Regions from separate parts of the Homo sapiens genome. Here region 2 is linked to region 1. The links are chromatin contacts, found by Hi-C or POLR2A ChIA-PET in ENCODE. All regions are on one chromosome and are shown on one strand. The core of a region is the stretch at or near the end of the contact, and the rest is flanking DNA. Distances in the headings are between cores, read along the strand shown. Region 1 overlaps LOC124902208 (a long non-coding RNA gene). Region 2 holds the start of LINC02957 (long intergenic non-protein coding RNA 2957).

The links. A loop is a pair of places that touch in the nucleus more often than their neighbours do. ChIA-PET counts read pairs that join two places held with the same protein, here RNA polymerase II (POLR2A). Pooled maps may share reads with other maps.
Region 2: a map of right lobe of liver shows a loop between it and region 1 (6-fold over the local background). The contact joins the promoter of LINC02957 here to the enhancer-like site in region 1. A Hi-C loop is called at or near these places in 4 of 168 maps with a recorded cell type or tissue (MCF 10A, endothelial cell of umbilical vein, mammary epithelial cell and 1 more) and 4 of 50 pooled maps. POLR2A ChIA-PET finds 5 or more read pairs at or near these places in 1 of 52 experiments (MCF 10A).

The regions. Positions count from the first base shown.
Region 1 is chr9:91,196,302-91,200,308 of GRCh38, forward strand. LOC124902208 (a long non-coding RNA gene) reads left to right here. Exons shown (of 2, transcript XR_007061660.1): 2 at 1-2,093. Among named protein-coding and RNA genes, the nearest start is that of LINC02937, 35 kb to the left of the region's middle. Within about 2 kb of position 1,675, at least 25 of the 41 ENCODE cell types and tissues checked have a DNase peak (open chromatin) inside an H3K27ac peak, as active enhancers do; they include mammary epithelial cell and right lobe of liver, where a contact is called at or near this core.
Region 2 is chr9:90,995,294-90,999,300 of GRCh38, forward strand. LINC02957 (long intergenic non-protein coding RNA 2957) reads left to right here and starts at 1,745. Exons shown (of 4, transcript NR_184139.1): 1 at 1,745-1,827; 2 at 2,353-2,524.

The DNA of each region.
Region 1 (4,007 bases), core at 425-2,924:
TGACTGTGTCTATGAGAGGCCTTAAGGCATGTAGGGGTCATCTGGGGGAAAGGACGGCTGACTGAGTCAAGGTTGGCCTGGGTGGCTGCTTTGTTTTTGGGTCCATGACAGCAGCCCTCTCTTCTCCTGAAGAGATCTCCCTCCTCCAATCATAGTACCCCACCACCCTGGCCACAGGGAGGCCATATGATCTGAGCTAGGCCTATCAGAGGCCTTTCCTGGGAGTTTCTGAGTTCAAAGTGAGTGAAGAGCATGACCCCTCTTTCCTGCTGGGGGGCCATGCAGTTGGGAGCTGTCATCAGGTGGAGCTGGTCTACAGGGACAGGCCCAAAGGATGGAGCCACATACCAGAGACTACAAACACATGGTGGGGAGTGGAGTGTCCTGGCAGCCCTGTGACTCCGGCTCCCCTGTCTTTCCACAGTTTGGGGCTGAGAGCCAATGAAGTTTCCTTTCGTCTAAGCTACTTTGGTTGACTTTCTGCCATCACAATACAGTCTTCGTGCACCCAGTATTTCAGACTGCACTCAACTGCTAAGATTCAAACTTCAACAAAATGCAGAATTTTAGTTGTTTACCTTTTTAGTTACATGGACTCAAAAACAAGCATCACCATAACTTTCCACTGTGTGTGACAATATAAGAGTCATATCTTTGTGGCTCCAAAAATGTTTAAAAAAGCAACTAGTATATTCAATATTTAGCTCATAAGAGCTAAGCACTGTAAAATACGTCTGACATCTTCAACATCAAACTAGAATAAAGGTAAAATTAAAATAGGGTAGAAGAGTGTTCATGCATGATCCAATCTCACATGAAACCCTAGTCCTAAAAAAAAGGCAACTCCCAAATAGGTGTCTTGATTTCACCCAGTGGCTTTAAAATAGTTCTTAATCATGTATGCATTAAGAAGCCAAAACTCATTGTTATTTCTGAAGCACATTATTTTGAAATTCTGTTTAAATCTTCCATATTTGTATGATGAAAGTTATGTCACAAAGTTAATCATTCCCAGGATGCTTGCAGTAGGGGTAATGAAAAACTTCTTGTGCAAGCGGCCATTAATCAGCAGTGTAACATTGCATAACGTGCTCCAAAGCACGTGTCATGGGATCAGAGTACACAGCTGCATAATGCAGGCCAGTGTCTGTGCCTCCTGCTGACCTTTTCCAATGCAGAACTCGAACCATGTGATGCATGCTTCTTGCCAAGTCACTTATTGCCAATGATTAAGTTGGATGATATGGAGAAACATAAATTTCTTTCTTTCTTTTTTTTTTTTGGAGTTCTAAAAGGAAGACTCTTTGAAGTCCCTGGCTTCTGGCACAGTGTTGTTGCTGGCTTGGTTATATTACTCTTGATCATTATAAAAACTCTCCATTAAAACTGATATCAAATATTTTGCTCAAGTGGTTCCTGGCATTTGCATTAGAAACAATAGACATACCCCCACAAGAAGAGTATTTTATATGTAAGCAACGCAAAAAGTCAAAGACGCTAGAAGCCAAAGACATACATATATCAAATCCCAATCCATCACGTTTGATGTTCTTGAGCAATACTGTTAGCGAGAAACTATTACTTAATCTTGCTAGTATTATCCAAAGAGAACACTTGCGAAATACTTAAGACAAACATGCTGTAATTATTACATGAATAAAGAGCTTGTGTAGCATAAACTGTTTTTGTAACATCAACACAAATTCTGTTGGAGCAGGCTAATAATTAGCCGTGGTAACAACAATGGCCACTGTGTTTGAGAAGCTCTGAGAGGTAACAGTGCTGCCGGAGGTGAGATGACTCACGCGTTATCTTCTACCCTCAAAGTAGCCTTGGTGTAGAGGGACTGTTTTCAATAATATCTTAACCTAGAAAGTCTTCTGAAATTTCACCAAGGGCTAATTATACATTCTAGTACCAACTAGAATATATCTGGTTCCCTAACATATATTGGAAATTAAATTTCATCTTCATTTTACTTTTTTTTTTTAAGGAAAGGACTCTTCGATTTGATTACTAGCAAACTCTTACTGTACATGAAATCCTGTTCAAGGTCTGAAAGCTCAAATTAATAAATGATTTTGTCATCATAATCTAAATGTCTAACAGTGGAACATGAATTTAACAGTGTGGAAGAAAAGTTGTCCTAAAACATAAGACATCTATATGTGCTGGGATTTCAATACTTTTTATTTTTACTACTTGAATGCTGCATTTATGCATTGCTTTGCTTTGGTTTATGGCTGTTAGTTTAGCAACTAAGGGCTGAATGAACAGATCCCTCACAGATCATCCAACCTCATGACCAGGCAAGGGGAGCCTCAGCTGGAGCAGCCTATTTCTGTTTCCTGGGTCTAGACTCAGAGCAGACATTTAAAAGACAATACAGCAGTAAATCCTCTCCTACCTTGACTACAACTAAACCTGACATTTGGGAAGTGAGGTATAGTCAATAGTTTGGGCTGTAATAATAATTCAATAAATATCAGTTTTGATGTACCAGAAGTCAGAAAGCTACCTTGTACACCTTGCCAGTAACAGCCCATGGTATACCTGGTTGCATTAGAATCAGCTGGGGAGGGGGAAGGGATGTCAGTGGGAATAGTGCAGTGAGAACCTCCAGAAAATCTGCTCCTCCATATAAACAATGAGAACATCGCCAAAGATTGTAAAAAAAAAATTGTCAAAACTTTTTCAGAACCCCAGAAATTAGCCAAAAGCTTGCAACAACCTGAGAAGCATTCATTCACGAAAAGTGGCTGAATCTCAGTAAGAACAAGCTTTGTGGCATTTTATTTGTTTTGTTATTGTTGTTGTTTTTTGAGGTGGAGTTTCATTTTTGTTGCCCAGGCTGGAGTGCAATGGCATGATCTCGGCTCACTGCAACCTCCGCCTCCTGGGTTCAAGCAATTCTCCTGTCTCAGCCTCCTGAGTAGCTGTGATTACAGGCGCCCACCACTACACCCAGCTAATTTCTGGTATTTTTAGTAGAAATGGGGTTTCACCATGTTGGCCAGGCTGGTCTCAAACTCCTGACCTCAGGTGATCCGCCTGCCTCGGCATCCCAAAGTACTGGGATTATAGGCCTAAGCCACCACACCGAGCCACTTTGTGGAATTTTAACTTGCCCTATTCCACTCCCTCTTCCCAGAGCCACACACACCTTGAAAACTAATAGTCTCACACTTACGGCAGCCATGAAAACCAGCAGCCACCATAGGAGAATGAATGTCTTTGTGGCATCCCCAAAGCCCTATTCCCAGAAACTTGTCATTATCTGATATGTCCAGCAGTTCTCTGGTGTTTTAATAATGGGGAAAACCCCCATTCACACGGCTTGTCTTTATTTGACCTAACTTAGGACCTCATTCATTGTAGAGAGCTTTTTCCTGCAGGGTGTTTAAGGAAAAAAATCAGTGATGATTGTTTAGCATCAAAGCTGCCTGAGTTGGGGCAAATAAGAAGCTGACCAAAAAACATAAAAACAGAAACTGGGGAATGAGATGTCCATAGAGGGCTATGAAAAGCTCTGACATATTCCTAGAAATCTAGAAGGCCATGTGCATGTGAGGGCTGTATGCAAGCTCAGGGAAGACTTGAGAAGGCCCTAGCTCTCACCTCTGGCTGACCTTAAGGCTCTGCACAAGGAGGAAGTGAAGGCTAAGGCCGAGTTGCCAATTGCCTGTCAGTGTATTGAAGGCATGCCCCAACATAGAGAGCCCTTCAGCAAGAGCTGGAGATTTACTGGTTCAAGGCATTTAAGGAAATCTGAGTCCAGTCAAGAGCTGAACACTAAAATAACCAAGCAGAGACTTCAGGAACCACACACAACAAAACACACAGAATTAGTTCAGGAAAGTCCATACACAAATAGCAACAATAACAAACAACTGTGAACCTAGGATGGGACAGAGGATCATCTGATTTCTAGAGTTGCCATGTTATATTATTTAAAATGTTCATTACTCAATAAAACATTGTAAGAAATCTAAAGAAATAAAGTATGA
Region 2 (4,007 bases), core at 495-2,994, 200 kb before region 1:
TCCGGTTTTTGCCCATTCAGTATGATATTGGCTGTGGGTTTGTCATAAATAGCTCTTATTATTTTGAGATACGTTCCATCAATACCCAGTTTATTGAGAGTTTTTAGCGAAGGGCTATTGAATTTTGTCAAAGGCCTTTTCTTCATCTATTGAGATAATCATGTGGGTTTTTCATTGGTTCTGTTTACGTGATGGATTACGTTTATTGATTTGCATATGTTGAACCAGCCTTGCATCCCAGGGATGAAGCCAACTTGATCATGGTGGATTAGCTTTTCAGTGTGCTGCTGGATTTGGTTTGCCAGTATTTTATTGAGGATTTTCGCATCAATGTTCATCAGGGATATTGGCCTGAAATATTCTTCTATTACAACACATGTTGTGAAGAATTTGTTCACATGCTGCTTCAATTATGTAGCATACACAAAGCACCCTGAAAATAGTAGCTCAAAACAACAAAACTGTGCATTGTGCCTCATGGTTCTGTAAGTTGACTGGAATCAGCAGGATGGTTTTTCTGACCCACATAGTGTCACTTGCAGTCATCTAGAGGCTGACTGGGCTGGGACATTTAAGATGGGGCACACAGCACTTGCCAACCACGTCAGCTAGTAGCTTCACTTTGCTGCAGACTGGAGAGGCTCAGTTTCCCTCCAAATGGCCTTTCCATGGTGCTTGGGCTTCTCCCCTCATTATGTGGGAGTTCAAAGAGACAACGTTCCCAGTGTGGAATAGCTTAGCCTCAGAAGTTACAGAGCGTCACTTCCACTGCATTCTATGGCTCAAAGCAAATCACAGGTCGAGCCCAGATCCAAAGGGAAGGGAAAGAGGCTCCACTTTTCAAAGTGGGCATGGCAAGGAATTTACAGCCATCTTTAACCATCACAATACATGACACATAAACTGGAGAATCTAATCACCAAATGAAAAACAAAACAAACAAACAAAAACAGAAAAACAGAAAAGCCCAGCCATTTTCCATGAGGGGTTAGTTTCATGCTGCTGCAACACCAGGTGGTGTGCATGAGAAATGCCACTGGCTCAAAGCAGTCTCCTGCTGAGGTGCTCCCGCCTGCTACCAAGCTGGCCCATGGTGAGCCCTGCAAGCGCACAGAGCTGGTCTCCTGAGTGTTAGATGTTCTTGATAGAAGTATCCATTACAGAGTCTCAAACATAAGCAATCATTTGGGTTATAAGAATCCGAGTATGCATGTCAAAGAAAAGCCTTGAATATTGAGGAGTAGCTTGATATAATAAAATATTTGGAAACACAAAGATCACGTGATATTGCAAAAGCATCGCACCTGTAGGAATCCACATTGCACAACATCAGGGAAGTGGCTTTGAGAGCAACAACAAAATGAAATAGTAGAGTTATCAGCTGTCTGAAATATGGCCAAAAATTACTTGCAGTGGGTTGAAGATGAAAACTACCACTGAATGCAGCAGAATTTTTATTTTAAACCAGTGAGAAGGCACCAAAATAGGCCAATGCCCATTCTTGTATGGAAATATTTCATTCCATAAATGACAGGCCTTTCCATCCACCCCTATATGGTTTGGCTGTGTCCCCACTCAAATATCATCTTGAACTGTAGCTCCCACAATTCCCATGTGTTGTGGGAGGAACTCAGTGGGAGATAATTGAATCATGGGGGTGGTTTTCCCCATACTGTTCTCGTGGTAGTGAATAAGTCTCAGGAGATCTGGTGGTTTTATAAGGGGAAACCTCTTTCACTTGGATCTCATTCTGCCTTGCCTGCCACCATGTAAGATGTCCCTTGCTCTTCCACCATGATTGTGAGGCCTCTCCAGCCATGTGAAACTGTGAGTCCATTAAACTTCTTTCCTTTATAAATTACTAAGTCTTGGGTATATTTTTATTAGCAGCATGAAAACAGACTAATACACACCCCTTCTCCAAAACCACATCCACCCTCCAAACTGCATGTGTTTGTCAAGGTAAATGGTGTGTGTGTGTATGTATGTGTGTATATATATATATATACATATACGTATATATATATATACGTATATATATATATATATATATATACCTACATGCATATATATATATACATATATATTTATTGACTGAGAATTTAAGGTGTCTCAAACTATGGCAGAATTTTAATAAAGTTTATTATTTATTTTGTAATGAATTAATTACAAAATTATATAGCAGGTCCTGGAATAACATCATTTTATTTCAAAGTCATTTTGTTATAATGTTGAAGAGAAAAAAAAATGAATTCCCCCTGGTGGGGCCACCATCTGTGTGAACTTTGCACATTCTCTCTAGGTCTGTGTAGGTTTTTTCTGGCTACTCCTGTTTCCTCCCACATCCCAAAGGTGTGCCTATGAGGTGAACTGCCATGTCTACACATCCCAGTATGAGTGAGTGCAGGTGGTGTGCACGCGCCCTGCGATGGGAGTGTGTCCTATTCAGGGCTGGTTCCCGCCTTGCGCCCTAAGCTTTGGAGATAGGCTTCGGCCACCCTCAACCCTGAACTGGAATAAGCAGGTAAACAATTCTCTTACTTGTTTTTATTAATTTGTCTTAAATGTGTTATAGCTTTTATTTTAATGTTTAATATTACATTTATTTTATTGTTTTAATGTTTAATATTACAAGTGTTTGGGTCTTCATTTAGAAGTTTGGTGATGTTTTTGCTATCAGAAATATGCTACAGGAACTTAACTCTTGTGGATATCAATTAGCCTATAGGGAAATTGGTTTCTTTCTATGCAGTTTTGCTTACAGTCACTGTTTCCAAGAGCCTATGAACGTCATGAAAAACTTACTGTATAGGTGTTGGGTATTCTGTCACTAACCTCATTTCCCCACAAGCTCTGTTATTTTTATTATGCAAAATTCCATAGCAAGTGATTTTAGGAACACATTGCAGAAGAAATGACCATATATTGAATTTCATGTTATTTTATGAAGAATTATTTTCCTTTTGCTTCTCTATATTACTGTTAGGTATATGAATAATATATATGTTATATATGAACATATAGTCATACAAATGTATGTCACATATCTAGATCTGTTGTATTGTCCAGCAATTTCATAACTGGCTAGTAAAGGGGACCGTAAAAGACACATTTTTAAAGGAGGAAATTGGAAATAGAGCTGAGGAACCTCCACTCGGTGATTCCTGAGGTTACTGTACGTGGCAGCTAAACCACTCGGCTGGGATACAAGAGGTCCTGTATCGGTTATCTATGGCAGCCTAACAAATTCCCCTCACATTTAGCAGCTTAAAATAATGACTTTTTATCACCTGTCATAGTTCCTGTGGGTCAGGAATTCAGGCAGGGTGGCTTGTCGCCGCCTCATGGCGTCTGGAGTCTCCGCTGAGCCACTCGAAGCAGTAGCAGGGACCATCTGCAGGCACATAAACTGGAGAATCTAATCACCAAATGAAAAACAAAACAAACAAACTGGTGGGTGTGGCAGTCCACACAGGCTTCCGGTTTTTGGCTGGAACACCCACACATGACCTCTCCCTGCAGGCTGGGCTTCCTCACAATGAGGTGGCTGGAAGCCAAGGAAAAGCACCCAAGAAAGCCAGGTAGAAGCCATATTGCCTTTTACGGCCTAGCTTGGAAATCCCACAGCATCACTTTCCCTGTATTCTATTGGTCCAGGCAGTAATAGGGGTGTCCCCAGGTGTGAGGGTGAGACTCCCTCACACCTCTCAGTGGGGGCTAGCATTGCACTGTAGGAAGAGTCATGGGATGGAGTATATATTAGTGTGACCATCTTTGCAAATACAACGTGCTCTAGCCCCCAAGCAAGGGCTTTGGGTAAAACAACGGGTAGAAAGATGAAAAAGATGATATAGGTAAACTTAGAAAGAAACAAAACAAAACAGAACTTTGTAAGGGGATGCATAGAACTAAAGCAAGAGCAAAGCTGAATACTTCTGGAATATCATAGTGAATCGAAATCCCCTAGAATCTGTGATAAACACACACTGTTTATCTTGGAAGAAAAG